3 separate regions of the Homo sapiens genome follow, and regions 1 and 3 are each linked to region 2. A link is a contact called in ENCODE Hi-C or POLR2A ChIA-PET data. All regions are on one chromosome and are shown on one strand. Each heading gives the region's core, a stretch centred on a gene start or an enhancer-like site at or near the end of the contact. The rest is flanking DNA. Distances are from core to core; before and after follow the strand shown. Region 1 overlaps HIPK2 (homeodomain interacting protein kinase 2). Region 2 holds the start of TBXAS1 (thromboxane A synthase 1). Region 3 overlaps HIPK2 (homeodomain interacting protein kinase 2).

The links. A loop is a pair of places that touch in the nucleus more often than their neighbours do. ChIA-PET counts read pairs that join two places held with the same protein, here RNA polymerase II (POLR2A). Pooled maps may share reads with other maps.
Region 1: a loop to region 2 is called in a map with no recorded cell type, with 5 times the contacts of the local background. The contact joins the enhancer-like site here to the promoter of TBXAS1 in region 2. A Hi-C loop is called at or near these places in 9 of 37 single-sample maps with no recorded cell type and 2 of 50 pooled maps. POLR2A ChIA-PET finds 5 or more read pairs at or near these places in 1 of 52 experiments (PC-3).
Region 3: a pooled map shows a loop between it and region 2 (4-fold over the local background). The contact joins the enhancer-like site here to the promoter of TBXAS1 in region 2. A Hi-C loop is called at or near these places in 1 of 168 maps with a recorded cell type or tissue (PC-3), 5 of 37 single-sample maps with no recorded cell type and 8 of 50 pooled maps. POLR2A ChIA-PET finds 5 or more read pairs at or near these places in 4 of 52 experiments (OCI-LY7, PC-3, WTC11 and 1 more).

What each region holds. Positions count from the first base shown.
Region 1 is chr7:139,700,198-139,704,881 of GRCh38, forward strand. The region is part of intron 2 of HIPK2 (homeodomain interacting protein kinase 2); the gene reads right to left. Among named protein-coding and RNA genes, the nearest start is that of HIPK2, 75 kb to the right of the region's middle. Within about 2 kb of position 2,754, at least 11 of the 41 ENCODE cell types and tissues checked have a DNase peak (open chromatin) inside an H3K27ac peak, as active enhancers do.
Region 2 is chr7:139,826,374-139,831,170 of GRCh38, forward strand. It overlaps TBXAS1 (thromboxane A synthase 1), which reads left to right and starts at 2,891. Exons shown (of 13, transcript NM_001061.7): 1 at 2,891-3,106. The coding sequence starts at 3,018. RefSeq lists an enhancer at 2,564-3,763.
Region 3 is chr7:139,718,015-139,722,658 of GRCh38, forward strand. The region is part of intron 1 of HIPK2 (homeodomain interacting protein kinase 2); the gene reads right to left. Among named protein-coding and RNA genes, the nearest start is that of HIPK2, 58 kb to the right of the region's middle. RefSeq lists a silencer at 2,816-3,110. Within about 2 kb of position 2,791, at least 14 of the 41 ENCODE cell types and tissues checked have a DNase peak (open chromatin) inside an H3K27ac peak, as active enhancers do.

The DNA.
Region 1 (4,684 bases), core at 1,504-4,003, 130 kb before region 2:
TCTAGAGGAGCTGGGGGTTTCCTGCTGTGCACACCACAGCCTGGGGACCCTCAACACGCCTGCTTTCTGCAAGGAATCATCTGGACAGAGTGGGACACAGAGGCTGTACCGTTGTAGTGGTCACCAACATGTGGGTGACCTGAGGCCACGCACTGACCACACAGTGCCCTACGTGATGGGGACAATAAGGCTGCAAGAGCTACCTCAGAGCTATGATGACGGTCACAAAAAGCCCTTTCCTGCAAATACTCAGAAAACGTGAGTCACCATCATCAGCAACGACCTGCTTCAATACAAACTCTTATGTTTAGTTCAAATAGAGAGCCATGCACCCAACTTCTTAAATGGGTATTTCCTTTGTGTACATCCACGCTGTATTTTCTGAAATCTGCACGTTTACAGTTAACCCTCCCACTCTGGTCAATCTATAAATGATATTTCCTCTCCTCAGTTCATTTCTCTCGTGAGGCTTTCTCAGCAGAATTCCCCTCTTGGTCCATGTGGGACTGAGTCTCGCAGGCAGCACTGCGGCTCATTTTTCTGAGGCCTTCCTGTTCCTATGCTCTCACTCAAACGGGGTGTGCCCAGAAGAGATGGTCTCTCTCCAAAGAAGCCCCAGCACATTCCTCAAACCCAGAGCGGCCTCCTCCTTCTGCAGAGCCATGCACATAGTAGGTATTCAAAATCACTTGCAGAATAAACTTTACGAAGCCAAGCACTGAGAAGAAAGAAAAGACAGACCTTTCTATACAAACCTTGACATGCAATAGAAAGAGAAACAGTTCGGAAAAATTTAAAAATAGCACATTTCTCAGAGAAAATCTATCTTCAATCTTTCTGTTTCTGTCAGCGCCAGCACCAAACTAACTGGGACCTGCATGGCGTCCTGTGGGGAGCCACGTGAATGCGTTTCTTGCAAGGGCAGCCCCGATGGAGGAAGGTAAAGCAGTGAACCGGCATCACTCCAGAGGCTGGAATTTCTCCTCTTTGTGCCCAGTGTCTAAGTCGGGTGGTGTCTGGAGATTCCCTATCTACTTCCAACGTGTCCACCTGGATTAGTCTGAGAACCTTAGAAACACAAACAGATAGCGGGAGGAGAAGAACAGGGAAAAGCCAGGGACAGAGAGGCCACGGTGAGAAATAGTAATGTATTTATAGTCTCGGCTAACTGCAGGACGTGAAGAGGCTGTGAGGCTAGACATGAGGCTTAAAACTTACCAAGACCTTTCCTGTTCCCAAAGCCCTCACCTAGAACGTCGGCTCTCATCCAGTGAGCTGTGGCAAAGTCATGTCGGAGAGGTGGTGAGACTTAGCCCAACTCACATAGCTGGCGGGACGCTGAGACCTACGTCTCTCTGTCTCATTACCCTAGTCTAAGCCAAGGGTGGCAGGCCATTCGTGTTCACCGTACAACCAGTGGATACAATCAGCCTTGGTTCTCTCCCCGGGTTTAAGAGCCAGACCCAGGGCCTAAGAAATATATCATTTCTTTGGGGATCAAATGGATAAATGAATAAGAAGATGGATTATACTAAACGCAAATTATTTAGAGGAGGGATAAATCTCTTTTGGTTATGGCAAAGGTAGCACTTGAGTTTCACAAGGGGAATGGGGCAGAACTGGGTTTGGAGGCCTGGAGGCGGGGGAAGGCAGGGAAGGCACCTTATGCCAAAGGCACCGTGCAGACTGGAACGGACGGTGAGCAGGTCAGGCTGCTGCAGAGGCCACATCGGGAGAGAGTGGCAGAGGGGCAGGCTGGGGCTACCCAGTAGGACTTCGAATCCCAGAGCTTCTAATCCCAGGTTAGGGATCTGGACGTGGGAGCCAAGCAGGGAGCACACGAGGAGCAGAGAAAGAAGAACACGCTTTAGGAGGTGTCTTTTGAGAGCAAGGAAGGGCAGTCCCTCCCAGTGCTGCTCCAGACTCCAGCAGCGCAGGCCGGGGCACGAGACAGCGGCGGGAGAGGCTGGGCAGCCTGATCGTAAGCTCAGTTCTGCAAATATTGGGGCCTCTTGCTGCCAGGAGTGGCCCTGAAAACCCACATCTTACACTGGCTGCTCTGAGCTGCAGAGGACACTGTGGAAGGACATTTACAGGCTGTCGACCCTCTTATTTCCTCCAAAAAAATAAGCAAATGCCCCTGTGGAGACAGGGAAGCATCCTGGCTCTGAGCCCAGCATGTGGCCTTGGGCCACAGCCCAGTCACGGGGGTGCATATCCCGGGTCGAGCTGCTGGGACCACTCCAGGCACAGGGACCCTCGCCGAGGCCCAGCACTTAGAATGAGGATACGTACCCCATTACATCCAGGACAAAGGAAGTTCTCTCCCTGGGGGCTGGGGGGAGACCTTTCCTGCAAAGCCAGCTGCTTCTCTGTAGTAAGCTTGAAAATGCCCTCAGGAGGGAGGGTTGCCACAGGGGAAAGCTGGTTTTGAGATAACGATTACAGGGAAAACCATGATGTCTCATGCATGGGCATGCAGGCCATGGGCGTAAATAATCATGTCAGAAGCAAGGGGAGGACTCCTGGGCACACAGAGGACCCCTGGGCACACGGAGGCTGGATCAACAACCCCACTCAGCCTTCATCTTCTCTCTGGACTTGCAAAGTCCTGCTATTTCAGCCATAATAGTTTGTCACTTCTCTGTTTCTAGTGGTCAGTCCTTAACTTTTGGAGGACAAGTTGATGAGCCACATACACAAAACAGCACATAAACTAAAGAAACTGCATGCTATCAATGCTTCCTCCATCAGCAGCTGTTTACGCCCCAGAGTTGTTTTCGTAGGTTCCCCTGTCCGGCCGTTTCCAGAAATGACTGGTTACCCTCCTGGCCATCCTGTGACAGGATGAACAAACATATCTTTTTTACCCAAACACAGCACAACAAAACAAAAACAGGAAGAAAAATTAGGCATGGTACGGCTTATGGGTTTAATATTATCAACAATTTCCCTAGAGGTCATTAGGGGTAAATAGATTTAAAATCATTTTGAAAATATTTTAAAAACGGAAAGTTCTATGAATTTTAGCCCATGTATAGATTTGTGTGACCACCACCACACTGAGAATACAGAACAGCCACATCATCCTAAAACCTCCCGCTGCTGCTCAGGGTGAATGTTTGACTTTCACAAGTGCGGACATCATCTGGCTCTCTTGGTGCCAGATCTATTTATATTCTGGGGGTTCGTACTTAGTGCATTTTATTTGCCAATGTAAGTTCTAATTTACAAAAAGAGGAGGACGAGAAATCCTTCATGGAGGTCAGAGGATGACAAAGAAGTGGCACCAACAGTTTGTCCCTCATGTTCTGGCCAAATAAATTTTATGGCAAACGTCCACATATATAAGGCTGTGACTGGGGATGACACTTCCCCAGTCATGAGAATTAGGACGAGGAAGGAGCTCTAAATACAGAGAACACCATGCACCAGTCTACCTGCTGCCACTGGATACACACACAGCAGCACATGTAACCAACACATACCACACCCAACACATACACCCCTCCACACCCACACTATATCCAACATACACACCCGACACACACCACACACACACACACCCACACACTACACCCAACACACACCACACACACACCCCACACCCCACACACTACACCCAACACATACACCTCCCCCACACCCACACTATACCCAACCTACACACCCAACACCACCACACACACACACACGCAACACATACTACACCCAACACATACAACCCCTCCACACCCACACTATATCCAACATACACACCCCCAACACACACCACACACACAACCACACCCAACACACACCACACCCAACATATACCCCCTCCACACCCACACTATATCCAACATACACACCCAACACACACACACCCAACACATGCACCCCCTCCACACCCGCTATACCCAACATACACACCCAACACACACCACACACACACCACACACACACACCATACCCAACACATACACCCCCTCCACACCCACACTATATCCAACATACACACCCAACACACACACCACACCCAACACACACTACACCCAACACATGCACCCCTCCACACCCACACTATACCCAACATACACACCCAACACACACCACACCCAACACATACACCCCCTCCACACCCACACTATACCCAACATACATACCCCACCACACACACTATACCCAACATACACACCCAACACACCACACACACCACACCCAACACATGCACCCCCTCCACACCCACACTATACCCAACATACACACCCCCAACACATACCACACACACACCCAACACATGCTACATGTGCCCACACTACACCCAACACACACACACACCCCAACACACCCCCACACCCCATACACACAGCAACATATACATACCCCATGTGAACACATACAAACCATACACATGCCTACCATACATAAACACACCCAACACACACCCCATACACACAGACGTGCTCTGTCTTCAGGGGAGTCTTAAACAGGCTCTTTGGCATCACTCCAGCCTTGGCTTTTTGACCCTAGTGATGTCAGTGGTGATACACGTGGCTGCAGGAGGTACCAGCAGGTGTCAAAGGCAGTTTAACCCCCAAGGCCTCCAGCGCCCCGTCCCACCACTCTCCTCGGAGGCCCCTGCACTCCACCGTCGGACTACAGGACTCTAGCGTTGCTCCTGGGCCAGAAGCAGCAGCCTGGA
Region 2 (4,797 bases), core at 1,641-4,140:
ACTAAGTAGGAGTGACATGGAGGGACACTAATAAGCAGGGAACTACAGAGGAATAATTTTCATAATACGTCTGTTAAAAACAGGGAGGCAGGGCAAATGGTCAGAAGGAAAGGAAGGTTCTTGGCACCTGTGCGGTTCACTATCTTATTTGTGGCTGTAACTCATCTCTTCCCCTGGATTTAAATACCAAATTTATGTTGATGGCTTCCACGTTTGAATATAATCTTTCGAGGAAGAGCATGGGCTTTAGAGTCATACAGCCCATGCCTCAGTTTCTTCCTCTGTAACTTGGGGCTAACCATAAGATTTACCCGCTAGGTGTGTGTATGAGGATTAAATGAGTTGACACATAGGAAAGCTCCTAGAATAACTAGTGTGTAGTAAGCACTCAAATGACATGATCATGATCAATTGTTATTATTCATATTTTCAGCCATCAGTGCTCTCTGGCTCGACACCTCCACTCAGATGTCTCCAGGGCATCTCAGGCTTAACAAAACTGAATCAGAATTCTTGATTTTCCCAACAATACCTCACCTTTCCCAGACTCCCTGTTTCAATGAATGGCACCTGATATACCTGTAGCTCAAGTTTGGAACCTGAGGGTCAGGTGTGGTCCTCCTTTCCCCTTCCCTTTCATATGCACCCCACCAGGAACTTCTGCAGAGCATGAACCCACCCCCAAAATATATTTCAAGTCCATCTACTTCTTCCCACCTCCCTCTCTCCTCTAGCCAAGCATCCCTTCTCTCTGGGTGAAGGCAGCAGCCTTCTGTGTGCCCTCCCTGTCTTTTCTCTCACTCCTTTCCAGGGAATCTGCACCTGTGACCACAGCCTTCTGTAACAAATGTACCTGTGACCATCCTAAGACCTGTGGGGGCACAGAAAAGGAAGCCCATAGCTACCCCTGCTGGCTTTTGGTGTCCATTTGCATGAAGTGTCTTTTTCCACCCCTTTACTTTAAGTTTACATGAGTCCTTATGTGTCAGGTGAGTCTCCTGAAGGCAGCAGATAGTTAGTTGGTGAGTTCTTATCCATTCTGCAGTTCTGTATCTTTTAAGTGCAGCATTTAGGCCATTTACATTCAGTGTTAATATTGAAATGTGAGGTACCATTGCATTCATCGGGCTCTTTGTTGCCTGTGTACTTCTTTGTTTGTTTTTTGCTTTTGTTTTTTAACTTGTATTTTTGTTTTATAGGTCCTGTGTGATTTATGCTTTAAAGAGGTTCTGTTTTGATGTGTTTCCAGGATTTGTTTCAAGATTTAGAACTCCTTTTACCAGTTCTTGTAGTGGTGGCTTGGTAATGACGAATTCTCTCAGGATTTGTTTGTCTGAAAATGACTGTATCTTTCCTTCATATATGGTGCTTAGTTTCACTGGATACAAAATTCTTGGCTGATAATTGGTTTGTTGAGGAGCCGGAAGACAGGGCCCCAATCCCTTCCAGCTTGTAGGTTTTCTGCTGAGAAATCTGCTGTTCATCTGATTGGTTTTCCTTTACAGGTTACCTGGTTCTTCTGTCTCACAGCTCTTAAGATTCTTTCCTTTGTCTCAACTCTGGATAACCTGATGACAATGTGCTGAGGCAAAGATCTTTTTACAATGAATTTCCCATGTGTTCTTTGTACTTCTTGTATTTGGATGTCTAGGTCTCTAGATGGCTGCAGAAGTTTTCCTTGATTCTTCCCCCAAATATGTTTTCCAAGCTTTTAGAATTCTCTTCTTCCTCAGGAACACCAATTATTCTTAGGTTTGGTCATTTAACATAATCCCAGACTTCTTGGAGGCTTTGTTCATATTTTCTTATTCTTTTTTCTTTGTCTTTGTTGAATTGGGTTAATTTGAAGACCTTGTCTTTGAGCTCTGATTTTCTTTCTTCTACTTGTTCAATTCTATTGCTGAGACTTTCCAGAGCATTTCACATTTCTAAAAGTGTGTCCAAAGTTTCCTGAATTTTCAATTATTTTTTCTTTAAGCTATTTCATTGAATATTTCTCCCATTCAATATTGGGGGATTGTGTTGGGAGAGGAGGGTCTCCCTTTCCCACTTCCGCAAATGGGGCACTCACAGTATTTGGAGTGTCTTCTGGGTCCTGCAGGAGCAGTCTGGTTCCTTCAGAGAGTCTGTGGGTCCTTTTGGGATTGCTGGTTTTTTCTTGCAGTTGATCTGGAGCTAAAATTCACCATGGAAGCCTCCAGATGCTGCTCTGTCTGAAGCTGCAATCTAGTCCTGCCACCCAGCCACTATGATCCCCTCCATCTCTCTGTCCACTTTAGTCAGATAAGCTCAAAGCTAGAACAAAGGACCCATATATGAGCCTACGGATCTGCCTTCAAACACTTGAGAAGCCCTCCAACTCACCATGAGAACACTGACCCCAATCGGGATCTTTGCTTTGCTCCAACAGCCAGACACTCAGACAGGTCCTCAGACCCAGCAACTAATGGACTTGGTGGGATGGTTGTCCTCAAAGCAGCCAGCATTTTGATCAGGCTGGCGTCTGGTCCTGTATTTTTCTGGGATATTCAGAATCTCTTGACATGTATCTTCACTTAATTGTGAATTTAAAAAATTATAGATGGATGTAGATATAGATATAGATATAGACATAGAGATAGATATAGATAGACATTTTGGAGAAGAGTCTCTCTTTGAAGACTTCCTCTCAGAGTACAAGTCCGTGGTTACAACCATTTTGTTTCTCAGCAAACATGGGGAAGTTTGCTTTTCTTCTCTGAGGAAGTTAATATAAATGTTTATTGACAGTGCAGTCATCAAGGAATAAAGTTGCTGATTCATTCCTTTACACTGAAACCCTTTGTTGTGCCCTCCTCTTCCTTCCTCTTTATAGGGAGACACTCTGAGAAAGAGCACATTGTGGGGGCCCACTCCATGTGATGTTTGCTTGGTTGCCTGTTCCCTTTTCTACCTGCAGAGCACGGTTCCCATAAGGGCGGCGAGATCAGCCTCCTGTCTCATCTGGAAGACCACCACTCTGGGGTCTCAGAGGAATGATGGAAGCCTTGGGGTTTCTAAAATTGGAAGTGAATGGCCCCATGGTGACGGTGGCCCTGTCAGTGGCTCTCTTGGCCCTCCTGAAATGGTAAGTGCAGCCAGCCCTAGGGACTGTGACAGCGTCAGCCGTCTCACCCTGGAGCCTTGCTGGTGCCATGGCGGGGTATGTGGGAGTGTGTTTTTCTTCTTTTCTAATCTAGCGGGAGTGAGTATTAACACAGCTTCAGAATTAAAAGCAAACAGCCAGGTTAATCTTTTGCTAAAATGCATGAGATTGAAGTGTCAGGAAAGGCTGGTGATTCAGTGACTGAGAACGCTACACATAATTAAGTTTGAAAGAGATGGAAAAAGAAACAAATTGGAAAGGCATTAGGTTTGGGTAGAAGCATTTCCTTGAACCCCGTCATATCTCCTCACCTCATTTTTCTAAAATCCTCTGTCCTTGTTGGATTTACAGTGAATTCAGCCTCTTGGTTCATATTACATTCAAAACAAAACAAGACGTAGGAGCTGTTTGGCAAATGTGGGCCTCTTTGCAGGAAGTCATTGAGGGGGATTTCTGTAGGGTTAAGGACAAAGTGGTAGATCTAATTTCTCATAGTTGATAGAGGGAGATGGATTCTGATGAACATAGTGTGTGCAGCTCCTACAAAATTTGAGACCCTGAAAGGATCTCAAACTTGAACTCCGAGTTGCTCCCCTGTGGTTTTGTTAATTCAACAGCAAATTTTCCTAAGGCTGACTCTGGTGTCTGTAGGTCGAAGGCCTCATAATATGCTACATTTATGCATATTCGCCCTGTCAGTTAAACTTATTAGAGTTACCCATTCAATCAAAAGCACCTGGATTTAGATGGCTCTGGCTTTTGAGGGCAAAGTGAGTGGAAAAAATAATGGAGGACTGGAGTCCGAACAGAATTTTAATTTATGTTTTCAGTAGTAATAAAGCCTTCTCTAGATTAATAACTGGGAAAGCACTTTGAAAAGCATCAAGCATTATGCAAATGTGAGGTATTATTCTTTTGGAATTTGCATAGCTGAGAGTGGAATTCACGTTTGATGTTCTATGATGATGAAATTACTTCTTGGAAATTGGCTCTGAAACCCAGCCTCAGTCCCAGTGCTGTTTTTCTTTTTAACTGGTTTAATTTTTTTTTTGAACTTTTTTATCTCATTGTAGCTTACCTTGGATTGAAACTGGCCACATGTAAAACCAAGAGCAAATGGTAGCTCCTTCCCTACCCCCAGCCCCCAATAATCCATCTCAATGTGTTTTTATGCTCCGGGAAGCCCGAAGCACAGTGTCTGACATGCAGAAAGTGCTTAGTCGATGTCAGCCACTATAATTAACCATCTATCATCTATGTAACCTAAAAGAAAATAAGTCTTTAGTGGTTTAGGTTTATTTTTAATTTCTTACTAATGTGCTTATTCATATTAATCTCATCAATAGCTATGCTCTGACTGTGGTTCTCAAAGCGGACACTTTTTTACACTTTTGTTTCAGTCTTTGTTGTGTCTGAGCCTCCAGCTCAGTGCCTGCCATGTAGGAACACCACACCATTCAGCAGGGCAGCTATGTGTTTGCTGTCTATTCTTGGGCCATATTAATAACCTGGTTCAAAGATGCAGAGATTAAGATAAATGTACCAAGCAGAAGTGGTAAACAGGAAGTGAGAGCTGACTTCTATTTGTTATTGCAAAAATATTTATTAACCTGTTAATGTGTGCCCAGTCTGGAGGAGGCCCTGGTACAAGGTCAGGAAGCAGGAGATCTGGA
Region 3 (4,644 bases), core at 1,541-4,040, 110 kb before region 2:
ATTACAGACGTGAGCCACCGTGTCTGGCCAGAAGTACTATTATTTCATACCAACATCTCATCCACAATTTAGATAAACTTAGAAACCTATGAGACCGTTATTCTGGAACACTTGTACAAATTACGGTGATACTGAAACAAAAATTCATAGAAAATATATTAAGCAAAAATAATAAGGTGATGAAGGATAACTCCTTAAAGGTTAAAAGAGTAACAAACATTGCCCATCTTCTAAGCCACTATCAACAAACATTTCTCACAGAAGCACAAGGAAGTGCAGCTTCTGCAAGCCCTGTTGGGGGTTGGCTAACCTAGTGTTCCTGTCTCTCTGAGCCCCTGGCATTACCTAGAGTGGTAATCCTTTCCACTCCATCAACCATCACCCTAGTCCACCTTCTCTCTCAGTAGATGACCCAACTTCCACTTTGTCCAGAAGCCTGAGGTCAGCCTTACTTTCCTCCTTTATTTCCTTCTTCATTTCAGAACATTCCTGAATCTACATCATCCTCCATCCTTCATTCCTTCTCTCCAGTCTGAGAGAAAGAGGTGTTGCTCTTTTCCAATACTAAAAAAGTTCCCGATTCTCATGATCCATATTTGTCCCATTTTCTCTTGAACCTGCTTCCACCACTGTTCTTTCTCTTGTAGCTTTCCATTTCTCCCTGTACTTAATTGGATCCAAGTATTTAGTAGGAACTTAATATGGCTGTCCAAATGAATCGGTCACCTCATCTTTTTCTTCTGCCTTCATGTGCGTGCACACACAAACTCCCAACATGGAAGGCAAAAGGAGTAACAGCCGCATTCCCCCCTCTTAATTCTTTCCCTCCTCTCACCTGTGATCAATGGTTTATGCTCCCTTTTCTTCAATGCCCACATCTTAATCCATCTCCCCCAACTCGTTAATGCACTATAGGCTCCTGTTCTTGAAGGTAAATGACTTCCTAATTGCCTAATCCAATGGCCTTGTTTCAGCCCGTTCTTCTTAACCTCTGCAACATCTGATACTGCTGACCACGACTTCCTTCTTGATGCTCTTCTCTGGACTTCAGTGAATCTGTAATCTCCCCATCCCGTGTCTGATTGCACACTGTGTGCTCGGGTGGTTCCTCTTCCTCCTTTATTTTATTATTATTATTTTTTGAGACAGAGTCTTGCTCTGTCGCCCAGACTGGAGTGCAGTGGTGCTATCTCGGCTCACTGCAACCTCCGCCTCCTGAGTAGCTGGGACTACAGGTGTGCGCCACCACGCCCAGCTAATTTTCATATTTTTAGTAGAGACGGGGTTTCATGTTGGCCAGGCTGGCCTCAAACTCCTGATCTCAAGTGATCCACTCCCCTCAGCCTCCCAAAGTGCTGGTATTACAGGTGTGAGCCACCGCACCCAGCCCTCTTCCTCCTTTCAAATGTTGGCATTTCCACCGTTTTGACTCTGTTCTCTCTGGCAGCTATCATCCATTCAAGCAGTTTAAGCCGTCACCTCTGTGTAGGTGACCCCCACATGTTTATCACAGGCTGGGCTCTCCCTCAGAGGTTACAGTGATATATTGCAGCCTCCTGCTACAATGTCAAAGATGCGCTTCCAAAGCTGAACCCCTTATTTTTTCCTAAAAATCTAGCCATCTCACCCTCTATCCTAACATCTCCATGACTGTTCTAGTCACTTGGCTCCAAAACTATGAACTATGATGGTTCTTCTTTACATTCATAGACAAGAAGGTGCTAAGCCTTATTAATTTCTCCTTCCTTCAAAACATCTCTTGCATCCAATTCTTTATTTCTGCTGTTGCTGCCACTTCCACAGTGAATGTATTTATCACTTTCTAGAAGGACTAAAGCAAATCTAGACATCTCATCTACCTGAGCACTCTGTCTCCCTTTAATTTGCCTATATTTGGCTACCAGATTAATCTTCCTAAAACATCTCTGAGCATGCCACTCCCCTCTCCAAACTTCCACTGGCTCCTTACTGTCAAGGAGATAAAGCTGAGAACTCGATACATTTACATGTTGATTCCAACTACCTTGTTAGCTCCAGCTCTACTAACCTTCCTGGGTCCTTAACTTGAATGAAGCTGGTCTATTCGCTGTTTCTAGAATGTCTCTTATACTTCCTATCTTCACACTCTTACACTATTCCTTTACCTGGCATGCCTTTGCTGCTTTTCTCAACTTATCCAAAGACCAGCCAGCTTAGATTCCTTCTCTTTCCAGACCACTCTAACCCAGTGATCATTCCCAACTCACTGTTCCTACAGCACTTACCATATGTACCATCTGACTTCAGCTCTGACTTCCTAGGGGCAGTTCTGCTAACATCCAGCACCTGATTGGAGCCCCACCTCCACCCTGGGCCCATGGATCTGCTGGAGGGTGTTCCCTTCTTGCTTCAATCCTGAGCTCCGACCTCCATCTACGCACTGTGACTGCACGTCTGTAGGAATCCTCGTGCCTGACAAGACTATTCTGGCTTGCTTATTCAGAATCCGTACTTCACCCGTTTCTTCCCACTGTTCTTTTTGTTCAAGTCAACATCCCCCTTATTCTAAGTCAACATCCCCCTTATTCTAGAACAACACAGAATATGGCTATTCCCTATTTATCAGTATCAAGTGAATATCCATATTGTTCTAGATGTTGTATACAATATAGAAATGACCAATTACTTGGCTTTCAGTAACTTAGCCACTGAAGAGTCAAAGCAAAACAGCCATTTCCTTCATCCTTTCGTGTCAAGCCTGCTGCTTATTTTTCAGTCTTTAAGTACCCGGAAGGGGGCGGTCAGAGAGAGCGACAGCAGAAATACGCTGTTCATACATAAAGAAGGTGAGGTGCTAGTCTCTGTTTTCACTGTTTCAAAAAGATCTTGGTGGAAAGGCCGTCCACGGTGCAGAAGTGGAATTTTACAGAGGGGAAGAGGGTGGCTTATGACTTATTTGTTATTGGGATGACAGCCAAGGGTCATAAAATTGTGGAAATCATCACTGGCTGCCTCTGATGACAGATGCCCAGGATCAGACAGGAGGCCTACATGGCTGGAAACACCCTGCACCACAGCCGGCTGCCTCAGACTCCGGCCTGGCCTGGTGTGGCCCCTGCTGCCCCTTTATGAAGTCAACAGCCGCTATTCCAATGACTGGACCCAACGCTCAGTGCAGACGTGTTACCTTTGTTCTGTAGCAGAGGCCACTTTGCTTCAGGCAGCAAAATGCTCCAACAAGATATAGTTAAAGTCTTTAACAGTAATACTTTTTTAAATCCCTGAAATACCTTCATAAGGAATAAGACACTGCTGGTGGTTTTGTAGCTTAATCTTAAAATAATCTTATGGCAACACACTTATTTCCAAACATTTCTCCTTGAGAGTATTTCTCTGGAACAAACCTTCCCTATTAGTTTAGCTTTCAGAGAGTTGAGCCCACAACGTATTACTTCTCTATTTATTCAGATCCTAAAGTGAGGGACAATAAAGTGGGGGTGCAGAGGGGGACTCAATGTTTTTTTCCACTTGAAAGTAAAAGCTAAATGTCTCCTCTCATTTCTTTCTGTATTGACCTCTGGACTAGTCAAGGCTACTTCCCGCCTCATTTGTCAATATCCTTTTCAGGAAAAACAGAGGCTTAATGCACATTGTCAGTTTGATCCAATGGCAAAATCTCAACTGCTTTTTAAGTTATCTCTGCACTTCCTAGTTGGCTCTTGAAAGAGAAGGCGGATTTTACTCCTTCTAGGTGAGAGACCAGGGGGACTACTGGACTTGGGAGGGCAAGTTTCGAGCCCATGGGGAGCAGTAAGAGGAACCCAGGAGGTCACGGTAGGATAAATCTGCCATAACCACACCTGCTCCTACAGGAATGACCTGACCCAGACTTTTCCACAAAAGCCTTAGTGGCCTCCCAAGATAAAACCTGTCAAAATGGCCACATTTTCATTCACTAAAGGACAGGGAGTCACCATAACCTAGAACTAAAGCTTTTAACAAGTAGCATGCCTATTACCATACCACTCTGTCTCATAAACAGGCTGAAGTCATAAACACTGAATCTCAGATATGCATGGGGTTCTTACATGCTTGTTAATTACACAGACACGAGTTCATGTGGTTGCTACAGAAGTGATAAGTAAAAAGCACTGAAGAACAAATTTATTAAAATTTAAAACAACTTCTATTACACAACTATATATAATAAACTCTTCATTGCATATGACAAATGAAAAATAGCACCTATAAAACTGACATTAAAATATATGCTATAGTTAGAAGAATTAAAGTCCACTATTTGTAAGACATTATTCCTTATTACCATAAAGCTGACAAAGTCTCTCATGCCGAAACAAATCCAGGTTACCCAGACTTAGGGTGCACTTTGATATGCTAAAGGCAATGAGGGTTCTGACCCTTCTTTTAGTTACTTTATTGAAATTCTCATTTTGCATTTATAAAAAGCATGTATGCAAGTCTGCATTTCAAAATACTATTTTTAAAACATCTGCCTTCTAGCCTTAATTATAGATGCCATTTATGTCTATAAAATGCTAGACTTGACTTCATCTGCTATTCCTCAGGATTCTTAAAACACTTATGAGTCTCCAGGTTTTAAAATCTTGAGTACTAAGTACACAGCAGGCTCCAGGACAGATGTTT